6 separate regions of the Mus musculus genome follow, and regions 2, 3, 4, 5 and 6 are each linked to region 1. The links are chromatin loops, found by intact Hi-C in ENCODE. Cell type or tissue: gastrocnemius. All regions are shown on one strand. Region 1 holds the start of Fjx1 (four jointed box 1). Region 2 holds the start of Trim44 (tripartite motif-containing 44). Region 3 overlaps Ldlrad3 (low density lipoprotein receptor class A domain containing 3). Region 4 has its middle 19 kb from the start of Commd9. Region 5 has its middle 29 kb from the start of Gm34268. Region 6 overlaps Ldlrad3 (low density lipoprotein receptor class A domain containing 3).

What was found. A loop is a pair of places that touch in the nucleus more often than their neighbours do. Peaks named below come from ENCODE experiments on the same cell type or tissue, not always from the same donor. Only the 100,000 strongest peaks of a DNase experiment are listed, where the experiment ranks them.
Region 2: a loop joins it to region 1, with 2.1 times the contacts of the local background. A loop is called at or near these places in 17 of 42 quality-filtered maps.
Region 3: a loop joins it to region 1, with 8 times the contacts of the local background. A loop is called at or near these places in 30 of 42 quality-filtered maps.
Region 4: a loop joins it to region 1, with 11 times the contacts of the local background. A loop is called at or near these places in 32 of 42 quality-filtered maps.
Region 5: a loop joins it to region 1, with 3 times the contacts of the local background. A loop is called at or near these places in 2 of 42 quality-filtered maps.
Region 6: it touches region 1 in a loop (5-fold over the local background); 12 of 42 quality-filtered maps call a loop at or near these places.

What each region holds. Positions count from the first base shown.
Region 1 is chr2:102,451,557-102,455,556 of GRCm38, reverse strand. Fjx1 (four jointed box 1) reads left to right here and starts at 3,765. Exons shown (of 1, transcript NM_010218.2): 1 at 3,765-4,000. The coding sequence starts at 3,969. In gastrocnemius, a CTCF peak has its summit at 1,970 (motif pointing right); DNase peaks (open chromatin) are centred at 1,816 and 3,732; H3K4me3 peaks cover 945 bases; H3K27ac peaks cover 677 bases.
Region 2 is chr2:102,398,387-102,402,386 of GRCm38, reverse strand. It overlaps Trim44 (tripartite motif-containing 44), which reads left to right and starts at 1,487. Exons shown (of 5, transcript NM_020267.2): 1 at 1,487-2,374. The coding sequence starts at 1,703. In gastrocnemius, no CTCF peak of the experiment used is centred here; DNase peaks (open chromatin) are centred at 1,327, 1,666 and 2,265; H3K4me3 peaks cover 3,343 bases; H3K27ac peaks cover 1,721 bases.
Region 3 is chr2:102,086,998-102,090,997 of GRCm38, reverse strand. The region is part of intron 2 of Ldlrad3 (low density lipoprotein receptor class A domain containing 3); the gene reads left to right. Among named protein-coding and RNA genes, the nearest start is that of Gm39888, 97 kb to the right of the region's middle. In gastrocnemius, no CTCF peak of the experiment used is centred here; no DNase peak of the experiment used is centred here.
Region 4 is chr2:101,903,488-101,907,487 of GRCm38, reverse strand. No RefSeq gene overlaps it. Among named protein-coding and RNA genes, the nearest start is that of Commd9, 19 kb to the right of the region's middle. In gastrocnemius, a CTCF peak has its summit at 1,534 (motif pointing left); DNase peaks (open chromatin) are centred at 948, 1,511 and 3,336.
Region 5 is chr2:102,216,418-102,220,417 of GRCm38, reverse strand. No RefSeq gene overlaps it. Among named protein-coding and RNA genes, the nearest start is that of Gm34268, 29 kb to the left of the region's middle. In gastrocnemius, a CTCF peak has its summit at 1,829 (motif pointing right); no DNase peak of the experiment used is centred here.
Region 6 is chr2:102,076,016-102,080,015 of GRCm38, reverse strand. All of the region lies in intron 2 of Ldlrad3 (low density lipoprotein receptor class A domain containing 3), which reads left to right. Among named protein-coding and RNA genes, the nearest start is that of Gm39888, 86 kb to the right of the region's middle. In gastrocnemius, a CTCF peak has its summit at 2,299 (motif pointing left); a DNase peak (open chromatin) is centred at 2,301.

The DNA of each region.
Region 1 (4,000 bases):
ATTTTGGAGTGTCTTGCTTTATTATTAAGACAGGGTCTCACCATTTAACTCAGGCTGGCCTTAAACTTACAATCTTGCTTCCATCTCCTGGAAGGAGGGGTTGACTTGTGGGCACCAACACATTTTCTCTTACTTTTGTAGAAATATCAAAAAAAAAAGTGCACTTGGGCATCTCTGTCTTTGAGAAGAGTATGTAACTCAGCAAAAATCAGAATGAAGGAGGCCAGGTGGAGATGCAGCAAGGAATGGGTTGCCTAAAGCTGCCTGGAGGTTCACTAGAGCCAAGCACATGATGAGTGTCTGCCTACGGCCAGGACTACAGAGAGAGCCCATCACCATTTCACTCACTAGGAACCCTAAAGCATGCTTCAAGGAAAGCTTAATTTGAGTTGAATCTTTGATTTAATGCAACCATCTTTATACTTAACATTGCCTCTACCATTTATAATGCACAAAAGGTGCCAGAGCCTTAACTCTGTCACTTGGCAGCCATGTGACATCAGGCCAGTAACTTTCTGGTTATGCTTCTGTCTTGCCATCTCTAATGGTGAGACAAGGATAATATTTGCTTGGAGGGCTACATGGATTAATAAAGCCCATACTGGGCTGAGTCCCACACCACGCCCAGAAGAAGTAAGGACTTAGTAAGAGTCTGCTAATGCTGTTGTTATGGTTACCGTTAATATTTCACCTGAGCTGCATAACAACCTGTAAGTTTGGCGCGATTTATTATCCTCATTTCTCAAGTTGAGAAATTGAAATGCATGGGAGATAAAAACTAGCCCAAGGAACAAGTCAGAAAATGGAAAGCCTTTCAACCTCGAGCCTCACTCTTGGCTCCCAGCGCTCGTGCCACCTTTCCTAAGTTGCCCAGAAAGTGTGGTTCTGTGAGCCTGACCATTGTTCACACAGGACTTCAGGCAACTGTGAATATATTGGAGGTCTAAGCTTAAGGAGTACTAAGAGATTCTTAAAAGAGAAAATAGGTTCTTATTTGGGGATCCCTACGCAACTGCTGAAGGTCTAAAGAGATGATGTTTCCCCATCTCAGAGCCCCAGAGAATGCAGGGGTGCTTGCTGTCTTCAGGCTTCAAATCTAAGGAGCTACAAGGGCAGTCAGCTAGCAGGAAAGCAGAGGCAGGTTCTATAAACACTGTCTAAAATAATCAAACATTGCTATAACTCAAACGGCATACCACTCTGCAGGGTGTGTTTGTGTGTGTGTGTGTGTGTGTGTGTGTGTGTGTGTGTGTGTGTGTGTGCTTGCTTTCTCTAGCTTATCCCTCTGTTTTCTGCAGTTCTGCATTTTGACTGTTAAAGCGCTTCATACATCTCATCCTGGTCATGAGTACACTCGGGCCTAGGGCTAAGTCTGGTTCTGGGGCTCAAACATGAAGTCCACTCATCATCTGAGACATGAGATCTTAGCCTGGCTCTTCACGCCTCCTTTCATCAGTACCCTTAGTGTGACTGTGAGAGTCTGGAACTTGGAGTGGCTGGTATTAAAGTGGACTTTCCCAGACTAATAATCTTGCTCCCCTCACATTCAGTCCCTCACCAATATTATTTTTTCCTTTTAAGAACTTGAGAGAAAAGTTTCTTTGTATCCTGTAGCAGTGAGATATTTAAACAAACAAACAAACGTGATGATGCTACTTGAAAAGCTTCATCTCGTTCTAGGTGAATCATTGCATCATTGCTGAATATGCGCTCAGTGCCAGGCTTTGTGCCCTGGCCACTGTTACACAGTGGGCAAGAGAACTCCCCATGCAGGGTACCATAGTGGGTCACTAGGCACTACACAGTCACAGATTCTGCCAAGAGCCAAAACCACAGAGTCACCAAGCACTGTGAATTGCCCCGCTGCCCTCGGGACATAACTTGGCCCACGGTGGCATTTAGTGTTCTGAGTTTAACTTAATCACCACTATAAAATGTAGTTCTCTAATTAGAGGATATTCTGATTATGCCCACAAGGTGGAGATCTTGCTTACAGTTTGCCCACACTAAACTCAATGCAGGGGGAAAAAAACACCTAAAAGTTACATCAAAAGACAAAAATTAAATTCAATGAATCCAGTTCTTATTTCATGTAATATACTATATTAGCTGGTATATGAAATAAAAATTTGATAAGAGACAGTCCCTGCTCTCTAGGGAAAGACAGGGGGAAGCTTGCATGAGGCAAGAAAAAAAAACTTTTTAATGAATTAATATATTGTACTGGATCCATATGGAAGGCACTGTAATCCTTTTATCAGATAAGCACTACAAGAAGCCCCGTGGTTGGGAACACATTTAAGAAAGACCCCACACTTTCAGGTGGCACACAAGGTACCAGTGGGAAAGAAACCCAGGAAGGTGTATGCCTTGGGTCAGCCATGTTTTGGAAGGTTAATGTATCTACTCTGTCACAAACATTTTACATTGTCTACCCTATAACTCCAGAATAAATATACACAGCACAGGCAGATGTAGCCCAGCTGAAACCTCGCATGTGTTCCCAGGAGAGGAATATAGGGAAAGGAAACACACACACACACACACACACATACACACACACAATGTGAAAGAAACCGATTTTAAACTCTGGCTGTAGGACTCGGGGAGGAGTCAGAAGAGAACCTGCTTAGCATACGTACTGTCCTGGGACAGTTCCCTGGCAGTGCCAGCTCTGGCTCTCAGGACCCCTCACGGCTCTGATCTTATGACTAAGAATCTCCAGTTTGAAATATGGGATACAAGAAGGGAAAGGAAAGATTCAGTTTGTTTCCAAGAGATTTGCTGGTAAATTAAATCCAAGAAAGTCTGGAGGAAGATGCATCAGTTTTTATAATGTGTTGGTTTGTTTTTTTCTTCACTGCCCCACTTCCCACTAGTCCTTTTTCCTTTACACTAAACTAGTAAAACAATTGTTTATTTTCCTTTGTTTGGGAGAAATTTATAATTGGGAATAAAGTGACTGACTAAATGACAACTTAAAAACAAGGTGAGAATGTTGACAATAAGTGTTTATATCTATCTAGATATCCCTATCTCTACATATTGAACTTTCTTTAAAATGGGAAAGCCAAGTGGCATGCGACCAGGGGACCTGACTTGGCTGTCCAACTTGCACAGCAAGGTTTAATTCCAAGCATCCCTGAGAAAAGTCACAGAAGTTAACCTCATTGCTCTCAAGCCTGCAATGATCCATACCGGGGAGCTTGCATCTGGAGAGAGGTTATGGGTTCAAAGTCATTGGCTACAGATGGTTCCTCTCCCAGCTGGAGTCACATCCTCTAGGGCTCGAGACTTTCCGGGGAATTTACATAAGCCAGCGTGAATCACACCAAGTGAGGTAGCAAAAGGACTCACCCTGACCCCTGCCTGTACTGCGGTGGGGGGCTGTCTGAAGTTTTCAGATCAGACACAGTCCAAAGGAGGGTACAAGGGGATCATCCCACTCCCAACAAGAGCACCGGACACGCCGCTACTCCCAAGCCCTACAATTGGTCTCTGCCCCCGCCCCCGCTCCGACGCCCCCGCACGGACGCCCTCAGTTCAGCCTCCTCCCCGCCCCGAAGTCCGGGACAGAACGTGGGGCCACCTCTCGCTCCTGGAAGGATCGGTTGCCGCTTTAAGGGGAAGAGGAAGGGAAGGGGCGGGGGAGTGGGGGGCGGGGAGAGGCGGCAGAGGAGGGGGAGGGGGATCCCCCTCGCTCCCACGTGGTCCGGGCGCCTGTGAATCGCGCCCGCCGGAGGGTCTCACAGCGAAATACAAAAGCTGCTGGGAAGCCACGGGGAGGCGAGTTCCCAGCGCCGGGGCAGAGCGCTGGCCAGAGCCCCGCAGCGCTCCGCGGCCGCGATGGGGCTCCGGCACCCGAAGCCCCGGAGCCAGCTAGCAGCCGGGCCCGCCTCGCCGCCCGCACCCGGGCGCCCGGGCTTGGCTTGAAGCGGCGGCGGTGGCACCGGCGCGCCGGCAGGAGCATGGGGAGGAAGATGCGGGGCGCCGCCGCCGC
Region 2 (4,000 bases), 53 kb after region 1:
TGGAAATCCTAGCACTCTTATTTAAAGAAATCAGACCATTCATCTCTTTCTCCTTCCCTTCTCCCCACCCCCACTCCTCTCAAAGATAGAATCTATGTTTCCTTGGCTGTCTTGGAACCCCTAAGTCGAAGGTACTAGCCTCCAACTAAGAGACCCACTGGTCTCTGCCTCGCAAGTGCTTGAGAGTGTGCATCACATGCCTAGCTATTTTCCATTCTGTAATCCACTTTCCTCTGCCCCACTAGAGCAAAATGTCCTCCTTTCTCTCTCAAATACATTTTTTTTTCTGTTACTGGAGAGACAACCATAGATGGTAGAGAAGGGGATGGCTACATTACCAGCAGCCCACCAAAAATGTCTTATGTTTAAGGTATGAAATGACCTTTGAAGTGTCATTGTCAGCATTATAAATTATGCTAAAATTAATAAAGCTTACTGATCACTTCTGTACAGACTCCTTTACATTTAATCCACAAATCCCCACGAAGGAGATATTGCTATTATTTCTATTTTACAGAGTTTGGTGTTTTTTGTTTGTTTGTTGTTGTTGTCTTTGGGGGGGGGTGGTTTTTAAAACAGAAAGATGAAGTAATTTGTCCATGATTACCAAACCTAAGTGGTGGCCTTAGGATTTGGGGACTCTAGTGGATAAAGTTCTAAAATCAGGCTTTGAAAACACCACAAGAAGATCTAGCACGGTCTGGGGCACTTTAACATTGTTTAATGTGTATCAACCGCTTTCCTTTCTCTTGGTGTCGGCTTGGAATCTAGAGTGACCAGTTAGTGACTGGGAGTTGGCATCTCACTTCAAAACTATGATCCCCCTCACCTCCCTTCACCTGACACAGCTATTACTCAGAGATTCTGAACCCCTAGGAGGCCGGGATGCAAATAGACTTTGCAAACACACAAGGCACAGTATTGCTTTGGATCAAAAATGTTGCGTGTTTGCTCAGTCAGACTGAGACCTCAGTAGCCTAGAAGAACACACACAGCCCTTTTGGGGGCTTTATGGAAATCCCAGGCGGGCAGGTTCGGTGTGATAAAGAGCCTTGGGGCCTTGGCCCCTTGAAAATCCGGGGGCTGTGATGGGGCGGGGACAGTGTCTCCAGAGTGACATAAGTCCGCAGGGACCGCAGGCTAGTGGTTTTCGGTCAGGTTGACACCTCCAGGGAGGGCGTGGGAGAGGCGGGGCCCGTCGCCCTGCTCTGCGAGGAGAGATTGCGCTCGAGCTTCTCCTTCCGGGGGGGATGCTCAGCCCCGCGGGAAAACGCAGAAAAGGGTCCTTGCCGCTTTAAGTGACTCAGGAAGTGAAAGGAGGCCGCTGACGGCGTGGGTAAAGTGGAACCGGGGCGGCGTGGGCCCGCGGCGGCCGCGATCTTGCCGGGCAACGGAGGCCGGGTTGCGCGGCGCAGGGGCCGACGGGGCGCAGGCTGCCGCGCCGGAAGTGGCGCGCGAGGGACGGGGCGCGGGCGCGGCGCGCGGCGAAGAGACCGAGCGGGCGCCAGGCCCAGCGCTGACGGCTGGCCGGGCCCTCAGGCCTCAGCAGCTGCAGACGCGGCGCGGCGCAGCGCAGCGGCGCGGCCCAGGCGGGGCGGCCGGCCAGACCCCGGGGGTAAGCGGGCCTGCGTGAGGAAGGCGCTCCGCGCTGAAGGCGGAGAGCACGCCAGCCGCTAGGCCTCGGCCTCGTCCCTGCAGCCACATGGCCTCCGGAGTGGGCGCGGCCTGCGAGGAGCTGCCTCCCGACGGCACGTGTGACGAGTGCGAACCCGACGAGGCGCCCGGGGCGGAGGAGGTGTGCCGCGACTGCGGCTTCTGCTACTGCCGCCGCCACGCCGACGCGCATCGCCAGAAGTTCCTCAGCCACCGCCTGGCTGCCTACGTCCATGGCGCCCAGGCCTGGACTCCGCCGGCCAGCGGGGGAGACGACGCGCTCCCCGAAGACGGCGAGGCCAAAGGGGAGGCCGAGGGGGAGGTAGAGAGCGAGGTCGGGGAAGAAGAGAGCGAGACGGAGGTAGACAGTGAGTCGGAAGAAGAGAGCGAGACCGAGGAAGACAGTGAGGATGAGAGTGACGAGGAGAGTGAAGAAGACAGCGAGGAAGAGATGGAGGATGAGCAGGAGAGCGAGGCGGAGGAAGACAACCAAGAAGGGGAATCAGAGGCAGAAGGAGAAACTGAGGCAGAAAGCGAATTTGACCCCGAAATAGAGATGGAAGCGGAGAGAGTGGCCAAGAGGAAGTGTCCAGACCATGGGCTGGATTTGAGCACCTATTGTCAGGAAGATAGGCAGCTCATCTGTGTCCTGTGTCCAGTCATTGGGGCTCACCGGGGCCACCAGCTGTCCACGCTGGACGAAGCCTTCGAAGAACTGAGAGTGAGTATCGGGCATTCAGACATGTCTAAGGGGAACAGGATCCCCGATTTCAGATAGCCTAGCTGTGACCACATTCATTTTCATGTATCAACAAGACGAGTCGCCATGTTGGAAGCCGTGCCTAGTCTACCATTTTGGTTGAAATTGTCAAGTTGTCAGTTCTCATCTGTGAACATACAAGAACACAGAAAATCTTGAGTATAGTTTCTGACAGTTTGCAAATTACTTCTCCCTGGAATTCAGATAGGCCATTCCTTGAGAACTGTGACGCCATTTAGGCCCATTTCTATACATGATCACCGTTGTTAGGATAAGTGTTTTGACTTAGGGCTCTTGCTATGGTAACTCAGCCCACTTGGAAAACATGAGAAAGAAACGGTGATTTTGACAAAACCAAGGAGCTGGTTCCTCTAGTAGAAGACTCGGAAAGTGGCGGTACAGGTGTTGTGGTGTGTGTCTTGAGTTGTCTTAGGTTCCTTGTTGTTTGAGACTTGGTAGGAAACAAGTATAGCTGGTAGGCTACATTGGTGTGGAGATGGAGGCTTTTATGTTCACTGGCTAGATTTGGATGTATTCAGCTTGGCCCTGTTTTTGTCAGCATTAGACATCTAGTAAATATTGATTGCATTTGGGTTGCCTTCTATGTATACAGCGATGGCTAACATTGATAGAACAGCTTTTCTGTGTTCATTAAGTAATAAGTGTTTGGTAAACGTCTGTTATGGCTTTTGTTTCCCTATGCAGTCTTACAACTGCTGGCCTCAAAATAACTACTATTTTGATAATGAAAATACTGTGTATTAATATTTCCTTTATTCCTACTTTTATTATGAGAAGTACACATGCAGAAGTGTACAAAATATATAGCTTAACAAATAATCACAGAGCAAATACTCCTGAGACCTCCACCCAGACCAGAAATCATTATTAGTACTTATTATTACTAATTGTATTATTAGTAATTAATAGAGGTATTACTGACTACTATTATTAGTAATATTGACATTTCATAACTCCAGTTATAACTGTGTTTTGGTAGCCATTTTCTTGACCTTTGGACTAACAGTTTTCTTGGTTATCTTTGTGTTTACAGCATTTGTATGCATCTCTAAACTTGAATTGACATTACGGTTTTTACATTATTGACACGCAGTGTTTTGAGTTTGTTTGTTTTTCTTTTTTTAAAGACATTTGTGCAATTCATTCATTGACTGCCTGTGATTTATTTTTCATTGGTGTATTGAATTCCATTTTATAGATATGCCAAAAATCACTGTGTACATGAAATCTGACTTGTTTTCAGCTTCTGGAATTTCTTGCTTTTATAAATAGTTACTTAGCAAGGTGGCTCATACCTATAATTCCAGCATTCCACAGGTGAGTGCAGTAGGATCAGAGTTCAGGGTCAATCTCAGTTCTCTAGCGAGTTTGAAGTCAGCCTATCATGTGAGGTTCCTTTCTCAAAAACAAAGTGGCAAACCCCTCAAATAATAGCTCAGGTGTAAGTATTCTTGGTCATGCTTCCTGATACCCATTTTTCTATATTTAACTGGAAATAGTACCGAATGTTAAACCATCTGCTTTCCAAGTGGTTGTTCTTGTCTGCATGATTATAAAGACACTTCT
Region 3 (4,000 bases), 360 kb after region 1:
TCAGTAGGTCTGGGGCAAGGCTGGCTGTGCAATAGCAACCCAGGTGGTTGCTGCTGCAGCGGGTCTGAGGTCTGTATACCTCAGGCCTCAAGTCTGTGTTTCCCAGGGCCTAAGCTGTCTGCATCAGAATAATCTCAGACCTTCCTTCCATAAGCAGTGAGTCTCAGATGAAGCTTAGGAAGTTTCTGTAACCACTCTGACAAACACTGCCCTGTTCCTTGCTTTCTGATAGTCGAGGTCCCTCGTGGACTGAAGACAGGTCACATAAGATTAGTTCACAGGTCTAGGTAGGGGATAGGAGTGTCCTATTTCACTGGATAAATCCACTCCATACTCAGACTTGGGATTTCTGCAATTGTTTCTTCACATCCTCTTGTCTCTCCCACGGCCTCCTGCCTGCTCCTCTCTTTTCTCCTTTGCTGTACTTGAGTATGTGCCTTTGATACTCCATATCCTGGCTTTTGCATCTCTCTCAGTAATGAAATTGCTGCACGGATCCCCAGGAATCTGCTGTTAAATTGGGCAAAATTGGGCAGGTAGTGATGTCCTTAGGTGCCCTTCATGCAGACTGGGCGAGATCCACCACATTGTCCCTCCATGATTAGCTGGGGTGGCCAACCATCTTTCTTGTTTGCCCTCTTCCTTCTTAGTCCTTTTTCCCTGGGCCATTGTTCTTCTGGGAGTGGTTCAACCTTTCCATATAATAATTCTGTCTGGGTGACATCTGCCTTTTCTATACTGTAGTGTTGCTGCAGGGGGTTCCATACTGCATGTCTGATCCAGTCACTGCCCTCACAAAAACCATGGAGCGCTGCAGCTAGGCAGCCTGAGGCACATGCTGGCTGGCCTTGCCACTTGTCAATGGAGAAATCCTGTATGCACTGCTGAACTTCTCTTGACTATAGTTTTGAATGTGGCAGAGTTGGTACAGTGCCGTCCTGGTTAGCTTTTGTTGTCAAATGGATACAACCTAGAATTACCTGCCATGGGGGAAATCTCAAGAGAAGAATTGCCTCCATCAGCTAAACTTGTGACTATATGTGTCAGCCACTGTCTTGACTGAGATTTGAAGATCAACATTCAGGGCCCAGCCCACTATGGGCGGTACCATCCCTAGGCAGGTCGACCTGGAGTCGACAAGAAAGCTAGTTAAGCATAGTGCAGTGAGTTAGCCTGTAAGCAGCAGTCCTCCATGGTTTCTGCTTCTGTTTCTGCTTGAGTTCCCGATCCGACTTCCCTCAGTGCTGGGTAAGGCCTTTCTTCCCCTAAGTTTTGTTTTATCATTGAGGCAGAGGTTGAAATTGGAACAAGTCTTTAGCTGGGAAGTTTCTATTCCCAAGGCGGAGGCCTGTTGAGCTCCCCATGAATGTCTGCCTTGAGTTTTCTTTAATTATCAGGAATAATGAATTGAAGTAATAGCAATCTCAATGGGCCCAGATCACAATAGAATCCAGTGAGGCTTTGAAGTGCCTTACAAAACACCCTTATCTGGCCCTGTGATTCCCACTGGCTGCGCATCCCTCTCCCATACTCTACCTTTCTGCCCTGTCTCACAGCTCTTTACGTATGTCCTGTCCTCTGTGCCAGTGCCTTTCTGCCAAGGCAGGGGGAGGGGATCCCTTTCAAACTGCCCCTGATTCCTGCAAGAAGAGAGGGTCATCTCTCCCTTCCTGTTCCTGCTCATTCTCGGGGGCTTTTGTGAAGCACATGTGCATCTCTCTGTACGAAACGTGCATGATCGTCTCCTTGACATGGTGTGCTTCTGAAGTTAGGCTGGCATCCCTGGTACAGCTGGGACTCGCTGTATGTTGTGTGAATGGAGGAATGATGGATTGGCGCGGGAATTCAGAAGCTGATCCAGTGGCTCAGAGGGCCGGCCTTCAGGATGCTTGAGATGATCTTGCCTTGTTATAGTTGAGAACTTAGGAGTGAACCTTGAGCCCTCTCTCTTCCTAACCATCTCTCTGCTTCACTAGTTCAGCCAGCACTACTGCTAAAGCAGTAGGTTTCAGCCAGGCATGATGCTAACATCTCACAATGATGGAGATGGCTTCGATGGTCACTCCTAGGGCCAGTGCTAGTAGATAGTGGGCAGGGGCTAAAAGTGATGGAAAACCCCATAGTTCACAGGGAATCCTCTGCACAGCCAAGAATCACCCAACCCTAATGGGCTGAGTTGAGGAACCCATCCTGGAGAATCAGAGTCCACCCAGAGCTGTCCATCAGTATTCGTTGTTTTTCTCATTTATGTGACCAGAGACCTGTCAAAAGCAATGTATGGGGGAAGGAATTGTTTGGTTCATGGTTTGAGAGGGTACAGTCTATCACAGCAGGGAAGGTATGGCAATAGGAATAGGAGGTGACCAGTCGGTCACACTGTATCTGAAGTGAGCAAGCAGAGAGAGATGAGAACAGTGCTTCTTGCTTACCCCTCCTTTCCTTTAAATGACCTAAGCCTAGACCGTGGGATGGTTCCACCCATATTCAGTTGCATCTTCTCTCTTCAATTATACCTGCCTGGGAATGTCCTCACAGATATACACAGAGATGTGTGTAACTTTAATTTTTTCAAATCCTATTTTTAATGATGGTTCTTAAATGCTTTAACCTCCCCTTTATCCCACCACCCATCAGAGTTAGTGAAAAAGAAAGGATACAGGGAAAGTGGACCTGTTTAGAAATGGTTTTTGGAGCAACTCCTGTCTGAGTTGTCTGGAAATCGGCAGTTCAGTTCACGGGTCAGCAGTGGCAGCTCGATCCACTTGCAAACACTTCATGTTTACACCTGCAGTCCCGTTCAGTAGAGTTGGGATAGCAAACACAAATCAGCAGCGGTGGCACTTCTTAGCAGAGACCGCCAGGCCTCAGCCTCCAGAGGAGTTAACAGGAGGGGCCAGGAGGTGTGCCTCTCTCAGCGAAGGTCAGCGAAGATGAGCAACTAAGAAGCATTGCACAGCTAGCTCTACAAGCAAGCCTAGTCAGCCCCAGTCACTGTTAGCCACATTCTATTTACACAGCCTCCAAACATCATGTGGCCTTCAACTGACATCACTCTGCCAATCAGTCTGAGTCCACAGAAGTGGCAAAAAAGCCACAGCATGCTACCAGAAGTTTTTTTTAGAACATTTCTCTCTGTGGAGTCCTGAAAATGGAGCTCAGCTACACAATGTAAGGCGGACCAATACATGCATGTTGTTAGCAAAGAGTCCTTCATCACGTGTTCTTTCACGTGCTTGCTTTGGCAAAACGTGTTTTCTCCTGTGTCTGCTTCAGTGAAATCTTCCTTCAGGAGTCTGCCTTAGTCTTTCACCTGTGTCCACTTCAGGAAAACACTCCTTCCTGTGTTTGCCCCAGCAAAACACCGTCTAAAACAACTGACTCTCCAAAGAACCCTTTAAAAGTTTCCACTTTAGGTGTGTCTCCTGTCCTCGCTTGTCTGGCATATTTGTGTCTTTCACTTTTATAGGTCTCATGGTAATGGCTTCTGACTCAGATGTCCCTGTCCTTATCATCCAAATTAGCCTCACAGCCACTGTCACATGGTATTACAGCACCTCATAGCACTCAGCACTGGGTCTGCCTGCCTTCCTCCCCACTTTCTTTCCGACTTCTGTGAAAGCTCCTTGAGAGTTAAGTCCTCTCTTGCCTTGTACAGGGTTCCATCCACAATGCTTAGAACAGTGCCCAGTGAGAGCCATCATTGTACAGCGAGGGAAGTGTGGGAAGTGTTAATAGTGTATACCCATGGTGGAGTGTGGGAATTGCACGGCATACTCTCCTTACATACAGTCTCCACCATAGGGCTATGGAGATGGGGTGGGGTGCTAGGATACCATGTTTATTGTCTTCATTTTGCAGCTGAGGAGACCAGGTGCTGAAATTTACGATCTTGTAGAAGACCATGTGGTTAGAAGGCAGCAGAGCTAAACTTTGAACTTGAATGTGGGGACCCCAGAGTTGATTGAGGACATGAGTGTGGATGTGAATTTTGAGGCTGTGC
Region 4 (4,000 bases), 550 kb after region 1:
CCTTTGGCACATTCAGGACATTCATTCATTCATTCATTCTCAGTCATTCATGCTCGCATGCATTCCAGTGAGTACTGACTGAGCATCTATAACTGCAGACACTGTCTTAGCTGCTAGGGACAAAATAATTAGCAAAACCTAGACTCTGTGCTTAAGGAAAGGCACATCAAGAGGACAGGTCACCACACCCTCAGAGGAAGCTGAGGCAGGAGAATCATGAATTTGAAGCTGGCCTGAACTATATAGCAAGACACTTTCTGACACAGTAAGAGAACAAGAGAAAAAAAATACATAATATGAGAAGTAGGGGGGACTCCATTCTTGGTAGCCAGACCCGTCCATGCCTGTTACCAACAACTTCTATTCCCTCCATCCTCAGAACTCTACCCTGTTAATTCAGATTTAAGTCAATTTCTTCAATTTTGTTCCAAAAGCTTAAAATGTAGGTGGAAAGCTGGTTATGAAGGACATTGAGTATCAATTCTGAGTTTAGCCTTCATTCTGGGGCATTAAGGAGCCATTAAGAATTTGGGGCAGGGGAATGCCATTAGACTCTAGTCAGACAGTGGGAGCAGCAGGAAGAAGGAGGAGGAGGGGGAGGAGGGGGAGGAGGGGGAGGAGGAGGAGGAGGAGGAGAAGGAGGAGAAGGAGGAGGAGGAGAAGGAGGAGAAGGAGGAGGAGGAGGAGAAGGAGGAGGAGGAGGAGAAGGAGGAGGAGGAGGAGAAGGAGGAGGAGGAGGAGGAGGACGGGGAGGAGGAAGGAGGAAGGAGGAGGAGGAGGAGGAGGAGGAGGAGGAGGAGGAGAAAACAGAAATAGGAGAAAGCTGTTGAGCCCGAAGCAAGGAAGTCCAGAAAGTTACCTGGGCTCCTCACCAGCCATGGGGGTGGGGGTCAGAACACAGCAAACCCCCTTCACACCAGAACTGGGGCATTCTGCACAGGGCCTTACCTAGAAGAGGCAGCACGCAGAGCAGACATGTACCCGCCATGGATGGGCACCCTCCCCGACTCAGATACCTTCATACATAATTAACCTCCTCCAAGCAGTGCTGTCAGGAAGAGTTAAGCTTAATCTCTTTCTTATACAGATGAAGAAATCGAGATTTAGTTCAAGCAGCCCTAGACCTGCATCCTGCCTCCACTATCCACCCATGGTACAGAAAGTTCTCTGCTGGCTGAATCCTGGACCTGTGGTTGCCGCGCACAAACCTTGTTTGGCGAAGCTGTGTCTGGCCGGTCCAAAGGTACAGATTCTTGGATTTACTAGCCTGTGGCAGATGCATCGGGGCATTAGGGGAAAAGTCCTGAAAGGGGTCCCTGGGAGTCTGTCCCTGCTACCACTTCTCCTTCTTCCAACCTTTGCTGCCCTGAGGAGATAACGAGATAACAGGCCTGGATCTGAGGGCCTCTTTTACAGGTAGCCTCTCCCTAGCCCGGGCTCTGGGAGAGGTCTGCTGCCACCTCACCTTTCCCGGTCTTTGTTTTCATTACTAAGACAGATGAGATCGAGAGAACAAGTGCGCCATCTGCTGGGCTTATCATGCAAGTTCCAGCTGCAGCTAGCCGAGCAGCAGGCGGCGATTGCCTTCCTGTTTGGATTTTAGGCCTTATAGTTAGTTTTTTTGAGTCACCTCAGAAGATAGTAAGACCTCGTGACCAGTGACATCTTTTATGAAATGAATCCCAGAGACAGGCTATCACTTTATAGCTGGAAACTCGGTACCGACAGGAACTGCCCATCATCCGGGTACTCAGGCTGTGGGACGAGGCTGGAGAAAGGCAGGCATTCGGCAGGACCACAGAAACAATGGGGAAGATCAGGCAGAGGGAGAAAGCCCACTCGGGCCTTTCCCAAGCATTCAGGGCCTGCAAACTCTCTCTGTGGAGATTAGGGTCCTCTGGCACCATCCCTGTACTACTGCCGTTAGCAATTTTTTTTCTTTTCTCAAAACTGCTTTAAAAAGAGGTGGGGGGAATTAAACCATAGAAATGTGAGCACCAAAGAAGATCGGATTGTATAAAGGTCATCAGTATGCAGTTAAGAATGTTCAGGAGCCAGGCGTGGTGACGCACGCATTTAATCCCAGCCCTCCGGAGGCAGAGGCGGGCGGATTTCTGAGTTCCGGGCCAGCCTGGTCTACAGAGTGAGTTCCAGGACAGCCAGAGAAACCCTGTCTCGAAAAACAAAACAAAACAAAACAAACAAACAAACAAACAAAAAACCAAAAACCAAAAAACAAACCAACCAAACAAAAAGAATGTTCAGGAATTATCAGGATTGGAAGTCGGTGGATACAGGCTGAAAACAGGTTAATGGCTTGAAAACCTTCAAAGTTCTAGACGGCCAATAGCTTCTAGATTAGAGCATAAGGGGTTGGAGAGGTCACTCAGTGGTTAAGAGCACAGGCTGCTCTTCCAGAGGACCTGGGTTTAATTCCCAGCAACCACATGGCAGCTCACAACTGTCTGTAACTCCAGTTCCAAAGAATCTGACACCCTCACACAGACATGCATGAAGACAAAGCACCAATGTACATAAAACTAAGTCCATCATTTTAAAACACACACACACACACACACACACAGAGCTATCCTCCTGGTAGTTAAAGAGAGTTCCAGGACAGCCAAGATTATACAGAGAAACCCTGTCTTGAAAATCCAAAACAAACAAACAAACAAAATTAAACAGAAACAAAAGAAACGAATGTAAAAGGAATGATAACTAATAAGAGTTCCTTGCTTGTGGTAACATTCTCACCACACTGGACTCACATCTTGGAAGTTTGTGAACAGCAGGCCAGAGAGCTTGACTAGCAGTGCCTGGGCAGGGGGCCTGTGTGTGTGCAGAGACCTCACTGAGTGGCTCACTCGGGTGTCCATTTGTCTTCACACTGAAAATCATCAGAAACGGAAGGCAAAGGACAACGATCAGGATCCACAGAGGCAGCCGGCAGGGCTGATCTAGGAGGGTTGGAAGTCACCACACTCAAGGCAAACTTAGGTCACCTGTGGGAAATCACAAACTTTCTTCCGCTACTGAATCGGCAGCGTTGGGGAGATGGCTCAGATAGTAAAGGACCTGGTTTTAGATCCCCAGAATTCAAGTAAAGAAGCTGGGGTGGTGGCACATGCTTGTGATCCCAGAGCTGGGAAGAGAGAAGAAGATGCCTGAAACTCACTGGCCCATCTGCCTTGCATGTTCAAGGATGATCCAAGACCGCGTCTCGGAAAACGAGCTGGATAGTTCCTGAGGAAGCTCCAGCCTCCACATGCACATACACACTCCAACACAGCCTCATCCAGCGGCATGGGCAGACACAGGAAGAGGCACGGGGTTGGCTCAATGCCCTGATCTCCTTTTTCAACCTCTGGGGTCTGGGTGGTTTGAAGCAGCTCGTGAGCTCTGGGTGCCTCACTGTCAAAGCCCAGGGGCTCTGTTGATCCTGGCAGGGAAAGGCAGCCTGGCTTTCTGGAGTGAGGCACATCTACAGGCTCAGAGACAGATACATTGATCAGGACTAAGCTGCTCGCCTCTGTGCTGTGCAAGTGGAATGTGGTGGCCAGCCAGGAGCACTGTCACCCCAGAGATTGATTGTCACCCTTTGATGGACAGAGTCTACATCCCAAATATTCCCACACCCTGGGGAAGGGACCAGAAAATCACCAAGCAAGAACCTCCTTAGAGATCAGTGGGGGAGAGGTTCTTCGGAAATCGTATTGACCCAACCCGAAATATAGTACCAGAAAACAAGTCTATTCTTGCAAACAAAGCAAACAACAGCAACACAATCAAGTCCCTTATACAAGCAGATTATGCAAGGGCACCAGACGTATGCAGACTTTTCCAGGTTAAGTTCAGTGTGACCTCACACCAGTGTCATTGCATTCAAATACAATATCCAATCTCCCAGACACCCATAAAGCTCCTTGTATTGAGTTCTTTGTGAATGGCAATGGGTGGTAGGAACCTGAGAAACAGGAATGTAGGGTCTCAGCAGGTT
Region 5 (4,000 bases), 240 kb after region 1:
CTATTGAATGGTTTGTTACATTTAGATTTTAACAAAAGAAAAACCCTCACGGTTGAATTGTTTTCCTTTATTACAAAGAGATGTTACAGGCTTGTTTAATTCATTGCAGTGTTCCAGATGGAAAGAGCAGAAAGAAGACATTTGGATTTGAGTGTTAAACACTGTCAGGGGCACTTCCTATAAGCCTTGCCAAGGTTGAGGCTGTCTCCGAGAATACAGACTACAGGAAAATATCTATTAGTCAAAATGTCCTAGGGAATGGGAGATTCCAGGTTATCTCAGAGCTAACCAGAAAATCCTTTTCCCACCAAGCCTTGATACTGGAAAGCGTGTTGAAAAGAATGTGTCGAGTTTCCTGGTTTCAGAAGCATAGCTTACCCTAAATTGTAATCGAAAGCATTTCTGATAGTAGCAGGTCAGTCTGCCTGGACCCCGATTCCTATTGTCTGGAGAAAAAGAAAGCAAAACATAATGGGACTCAGGTAGAATTCATACTTTGCCCTACGACCCTTCTCAAGCTTTTGAAATGAGCCTTTTCCTCTCCCTATTTTGTTCCTTTCTCCTTGTATATAGAGGAGGAAAAGAAGTTTGCCAGATTGGATGTTTTCTTATATAAATTCCAGTTAAGTCTAGATCTTAAGCCAGACAGAGTGGGGAAGTCGTGTAATTCCAGTTAATCAAGATGCTGAGGCAAAAGGTCATGAGTTAAGACCAACCTGAGCTTAGTGAATTTAATTTTTTCATTAAGTTGTTATATATTCCAAACCAACAACATATGTTTGTGGAATCCATCCTTCTCTACCCAGTCTTCCATCAATTGTATGGAGACCTAGAGAAGTCAACCCATCCCTCAACAGCTCCTACCTTCTCCTTCATTGCCAGAGTACAGATTGACAAATCAATCTCTCTCTCTCTCTCTCTCTCTCTCTCTCTCTCTCTCTCTCTCTCTCTGTGTGTGTGTGTGTGTGTGTGAGAGAGAGAGAGAGAGCGAGAGAGAGAGAGAGACAGAGACAGAGACAGAGACAGAGAGATATAAAACACCGCGGTCAAGGCAACGTGCAGAAGGAAGAGTTTATTTTGGCTTATGGTTCCAGTCCAGAATCCATGGTGCCAGGGAAGTCTGGCAGCAAAGAGCAGGTTTGACAGCAGGAGAAGGAAGCAGCTTCAACCACAAACACGAAGCAGAGAGCACCTGGAAGTGGGGCAAGCTATGAACTCTCAAGGCCTATCTATCCCAGGGACGTGCTTCCGCCAACAAGAACACACCGTCTCAGAACTTCCTCAAACAGCACCATCAACCGGGAGCCAAGTATTCAAATATGTGAGCCTACAGGAGACATTCTCATTCAAACCATCACAGTGTGTGTGTGTGTGTGTGTGTGTGTGTGTGTGTGTGTGTGTGTGTGTGTGTTGTGTGTGTGTGCAGTCAAATGAGAATATCAAATGACCTGCTTATGGGCAGGATATCACTTTCTGACTTATTCTCATGAGATAAAACCTCCTGCTGGACTGGAAACTAGAATGGAGGTTAGCAAGTTCTAAAGACAGGACTCCTGCCTTACCCTTTAGGGCTCTGGCGTTACAGACAGGCGTGGACAAACCTGGCTTCTTACAGGAGTGCTGGGAATCCAAACTTGGGTCTTCATTCTTTCCTAGCACATGCCCTTATCCTCTGAGCCTCCTCCATATCCTGATGTTTGGTAATTTCTTCCTAAATCCTTGACACTGTCTAGACTGGGCTTCCCAACCTTGGCAATGACTCCTTGGGTCAGTTATCTAACACCTTGCTGTAGGATGGTATTCTGAACCCTGTTGGACATGAGCAACATTTCTGCCTTCTACCCACTAGATGCCAGCATCACTCCCCATCACCTCAAACAAACAACCAGAAAATCTCCAGACATTATTAAATGTCCCCTGATGGGCAAAATTACTCCACATTGAGAATTACTGGTCTAGACACAGACACAGGTGTCCTTTCTCTTCCTGTTGTCAAGTCTATGAGTTCTCTTGACCTTGACTGGTAACTTCATAAAATATTTCCAGAGCTGTTTCTTTAAAGAACCACAATAATTCTCTAATGAAAGTACACTTTTGACTTGAGCTGTATACAGAGGCCCTGTGAAAACAAGACCAGGGCTCGGCTTTGTAGAAGACAGCAAATCTACTTTCTGCACTTGTTCTGATTTGATTTATAAATATTGAATTTTCAGGCTTCTAAAGACTCCTGTGGTACACTGTCTCTCAAGCTGACTCATGTGTCCTTCTGGGGAGCATTCACCCCAATGTGGCCTCCTCCCCTTGCTCTGCTGGTTTCCTCCTGGTGGGGTCTCAAACTTTTCATCTTAATGCTAAGGCATGGGCGTGCAAACAGGTGAATGCCTAGAGCTCCCTGCTCAGGCAGCCTAGCCCAATCAGGGAGAAGTGGGAGACAGTCTCAAAAACAAACAGACAGACAGACAGACAGACAGACAGACAGACAGACAGGGTAAAGCATGATTAAGGAAGACATGAGAGGTTGACCGCTGGCATCTATACTCTAACCCACACGTGCATGAAAACCTGTAGACTTGTAGTTTCAGAGGGTTAGTCCATGACTATCATGGTAGCATGGCAGCAGCAGGCAGGAAGGCAGGCATGGAACTGACACAGGGGGAGACAAAGTGGGGGAGGGGTAGGGGGAGGGGGGAGCAAGTGTGCTAACTAGGAGTGCGGTGGGCTTTTGAAACCTCAATACCAGATGCCTGTGACACACCTTCTCCAACAAGGCCACACTTTCTAATCCTTCTACCAACTAGGGACCAAACATTCAAATATATGAGTCTTCCAGGGGTGGGGGGCATTATCATTCCAACCATCACACCCGTGTTTTCTTTTAGTCATAGGAAGTATGACTGTGAATATGTAGCCATCCATTGTTATCTAGGCAGGATAGACCCCTCGGGATATGTGTTTTTAGTGTGTCTGCTCATATGAGTGAGGGAGCCCTCAGAGGCCACAAGAGGGGTTTCAGATCCCCTGGAGCTGGAGTGGAGGTGAGCTGCTCTACACGGGTGCTAGGAAGTAACTCTTGGTCTTCTGGAAGAGCAGCTAAGTGCTCTTAACTACAGTAGTAGCCTTTGGTATAGCCTGTGGGCCTCCTCATTTATGGTATTTATACTCATTAGACTATCTTATATTGTCTTTAGATGTCATACAACACCTAATGCAACATAAAAGCTGTGTGAGTATTTATGTCATAGAACTTAGTGAGTCATGAAATGTTTAAAAAACATTTTGTCTATGTTTGTTCAGTACAAAAGCAACCGTCAGTAACCAGACTACATTTTCTATGTAAAGTTTGTTGAATGTATAGATATGGAGACCATGGCTGGGGTGCCCAACTGTTCTCTATAGGGAAAACTGTCCTATACAATGAGGCTGTGGGTGATCCAGTTCTTCTGTATTCTGTATGCAGTACTGCAGTGAATGGTCTTTAAATATAAATATTTTCACACATGTCTGAGCAGGACTTTCAGTTAAAATTTAAGGAGAGAAGTACAAGGTCAAAGGGCATGGATTCCTAAGCCTCAATACATACTGTCAAATCATCCCAGGAAGGTTGTTTCCATTTTCAGTCTTTATTGGCAATTCTTCTGAAGGGCTTCCATCTTGTTCTGTCGGCCTTCAGGCCAGTGGAGACATTTCCCATAGGACTTTCCTCTGATCTGTCAGTTTAATCAGATCTGCTGTGAGATATCTGTCAACAGCCTTCTCAGACCTATCTAGGACCATCTGTCAATGGCAACTCTAATATGTTTTGAGAAGATGCTCATGCACATGCCAAAAGTTACATTTGCAAATGAATTAGGTTTTTAATCAGTTAGGTTGCAAAATTGAACTGTGTTAATGACATGTGACATTCTTAGTACAATATCCAGAGACTCATGTAGGAACACCTCCTTGTAAAGCTAAGGTCAGATTGCAAGAGAGGGCAGGTGGATTCCCTTTCATGTGAGTC
Region 6 (4,000 bases), 380 kb after region 1:
TTCAGAAGGTGAGGTACATAGAGGTAAGCAGTGCATCTTCCATCACCCAGCCAATGAGGTTTGAGCTTGGGCAGGCTTATACCATCCTTATGCCATCCTTACATCCCTGCTCTGACTAACTACCAAAGCCACATGGTTTATTTTCCTTGCAACATCCACACTTGTCCTTTGTGTGACATAAAGACAGAATGATAACCAGCCTTGATGGGACACACTCATAATTCTGCTGCTTGGGAGGCTGAGGCAGGAAGATTACAAGTTCCAAGATCAGCCTGGGCAATTTAATGAGACTCTGTCTCAAGAAAATTAAAAACAACTGGGTGTGGTGGCGCACATCTTTAATCCAGCACTTGGGAGGCAGAGGCAGGCGGATCTCTGTGAGTTTAAGGCCAGCTTGGTCTTCAGAGTGAGTACCAGGACAACCAAAGCTACCCTGTCTTGAAAAACCAGATAGATAGATAGATAGATAGATAGATAGATAGATAGATAGATAGATAGATAGACAGACAGTCAGACAGTCAGAAAGATTAACCGACCAACCCAAAAATTCTAGGGATATAACTCAATGGTAGAGTACTTTGCTTGCCTACCATGCTCTGAGTTCAAGAAAGGAAGGGGGGGGGGTTGAGTAAGGCAAAGCACAGAGCCACAAGCTGGGAAAGGATGACACCGGTCGTTCCTCACCTTTGTCAGGGTAAGCAAACTGCAGAACCAGTCAGGTCAGGGAGCATGAGTCTGCCCCAGGCATCAGGTGTCTGAACACCAGAATCTCTGTTCAGACTGGTGAGGCCAGTAGTGTCCCTGTCCCCTCTTATACAGTTGGGGACATGGGGTTATGTAGGGGAGAGTAAATGCCTTGTCTGGGTCTCTGTGATTCTGCCATATAGTTGGAATCCCTTGTGACCTTATGAACTCTTTGTGAACCCTGATCCCTTCTTACATCCTGGGCAATGACTCTGGGCTGAGAACTTCATATCTGAGACTTAAGAGAGGAGATGTTTGGAAGATTTTTTTTCCTATTAGAGCAACTCCTAGCAAAGCTATTTCATATTGTATTTTCTTTCCATATTTCTATTTCAGTTAGCTTGCATCTGCTGGCCTTTCTCTCACATCTCAAATAGCCAATATGTTATTTTAGGGATGAGTAATACATGGCCACGACTGATCAATAGAACTTGAGTCCCCTGCAGCCTTCATGTGGAGCTGAGCCGTTGTGACAAGCAGGCAATAATGATTTGCACAGGATTCCAGGATCAGTGTGGACCTGAGTTTCTAGGCTGTTTGTCTTCCTTTTTGAGGCCTCAGTGGACAGGCCTCTCACCGCACCCCCAGACTTCTGGCAGAGCCCCGGCAGGCTGTTCTTGGGTTTCTTTCTTTGCTATCTTGTCTACCAACCAGGATGTAATTTTGACTTTGAAAAGGAACCACAGTTTGACGTTTTTAGAAAGAGTAGCCAAGGAACCTGATCTAGAGATAAATTCAGACCCCTTGCTTTCCTCAGAGCTTCAGTTAGTGATGGCTGAATGCGTGCGTTCATCTCGGGAGGTGTTCACAGTGATTTAAATTGCCTGGATGTTGTAATTCGGTTTCTTTCTAATTTATACTTTTGTGTAGCAGTCATTCGATAACATTAACAATGAACTGAATTATAACTGGTTTGCAGTACTTTTCTTAAGGGAAATGTATTTTTATTTTATTCCTTTATTACAAGTGTGTTCTGTGAGAGAGAGAGAGAGAGAGAGAGAGAGAGAGAGAGAGAATGCACACATGTGCATTGGCTTTCAGAAGATGACTTCCAGGAGTCTGTTCTGTTTTCTCTTCTCTTCGTGGATTCCAGGGCTGCAAACTTGGGTCATTAGACTTTCATGGCAAGTGCCTTTGCCCACTGAGCCATCTTGCATGTCCTAAGATACTTTTTAGCTAAAGATAGCAAGTCCATTCACTGCTAGAAATGGCACAGTCCTGTGACCTTCACAGTTCTCTTCCGTTTCCACACTGTTTGTACCTGCAGGCCCTGGCACACGCGCTTGCATTTCCTTGGAATAGTCTTCATTTCTCAGTTCTACAAGCACTAGACCTCCAGACATGTCCTGCCTGTCTCTTGTGGGTCCTCATCGGAACCACTGTAGAGCAGTCTCTGCCTTAATGTGAGTGGAATGCATAGTTGAGTAGGTAAAGATGCAGCCTGTGACTGTCGCACGGGTTTCCATCTTGGCTACATTTGGAGTATCACAGCCCATGCATACCTGGAAGTCTTAAGGCATTAGCCTCCATGGAGTTGAGATGAGCTCCCTCTTGAGGACGCTTTTTGAATTGCAGGAAGAGCCTCATCCACCTTTGTCTTCAGCTACCAGAGCCTTCTGCAGTGCTCACCAGATGCCTCTGCCTGATCCATAGCAGGAGGCTCAGGGACATTTTGTTATTTGCCAACAGTGTGGCAGATTTTTCTCCTTTAAGTCTATTTTGTATATTGCACAGGTAGAGTATAAATTCTTTCAAATAGGTAAAACTAATAAAGATTTTCAAACTCAACAGGGCCTTTTTGCTAGAACAATAACCAGTTGTATATGAGCCTACAGCTTTTGTGTCCAAGGGAAAAATGATTTTCCTCCTTGTTGAAATGAGGAACGCTCACAAAGTGGTCTCTAGTTTGCTTGGTGCTCACAGTTACTCTCACATCTAGGAGGTCAGTGTTAGACTTGATTTGGAGCAATAATGTCAGGGTTGGCTCCTCACTGTCTTTATGGCTGTGATTTTGGGAATAGCATCTGGTTGTGTGATGATATTTCCAGGAAGAAATGAATGATAAGGTCACCTGCTCTGTGCGTGACATAAATAGAATCTGGAAAAGTAGGATTATATCAGTCTGTTTTGTGGTACTATAATAAAATACCAGAGGCTTGGTAACTTTATGAAGAAAAGATGTTTATTTTGGAATGTTTCTGGTTCTAGAGGAGGCATACATGGTGATAACTTTCTTGCTGGCAGAACCCTGAGATAGCCCAGGATATCACATGGTAAAAGCATCCTGAGATAGCCCAGGATATCACATGGTAAAAGCATCCTGAGGTAGCCCAGGATATCACATGGTAAAAGCATCCTGAGATAGCCCAGGATATCACGTGGTAAAAGCCAGGGAAGGTCTGTGTATGTGCTACTGCTCTCTTCATCTCTTAGTAATGCAGCCAGTATTTAGTCAGGGCATCCCTGTTCTGATGACTTTATTAATCATAGTTTCCCCCCCCCAAAGGACTCATCTGAAAACTCACACTTCAACCTAGAGATCCAGCGTCAGCTCAGGAACCCTGGGGAGGGACAGATTCTAACCATTTCCTACCTCTAGCAAGGCTGTGCCCATTTATGTGTTCACTGAAATGTTTGGCTGCTATTAATGGAAATAAGCACCGTGAGGGGAGTCCCAGCCCCTGGTGAGTCTGCTGCCTGCAGCCTGCCCACTCACTCTTTGCAAAGCTACATGGGGAGGTAGGGCTTCTGCAAAGACACTGGAGACTGGATAGCCCCAGGAGACAGCACCTGCACCCACCAGCCCTCTGAGACAGAGGGAAGTGTGCAGCCTAGAGACAGAGACTCTGCATCTGCAGGAGATCTGTGCAGAGCAGGAAACCCATTCCAGCTAAAACTGATGTCCTGTACCAAGTGCAAACTTAGGAAGATAAAGAAGCACGGTTGGCTCCCTGGACCCGGGCGGATGTCCCCTCCTCTGCAGGTAACGAAATGTTCCGAGGTTGGAATGGAAGGAGACAGAGATGGGTAGAGAAGAGTTGAGTGGTCCAACAGTTAGGGACTAGCCTAACAGAAGTGCAGAGCCGTGGCTTCCTCTGTCTGTCTCAGGCAGCAGTCTTTCCTTATAGCCAGAGGACACCAGTTGATGAGTGAAAGGACACCAGAATCTACACTGTGCATAGCTTTGGACTCAGCAGCTGTATATCAGTGAGATATTTTACAGGCTGGAAATGACTGTATCCATCTGGGTGTGTAT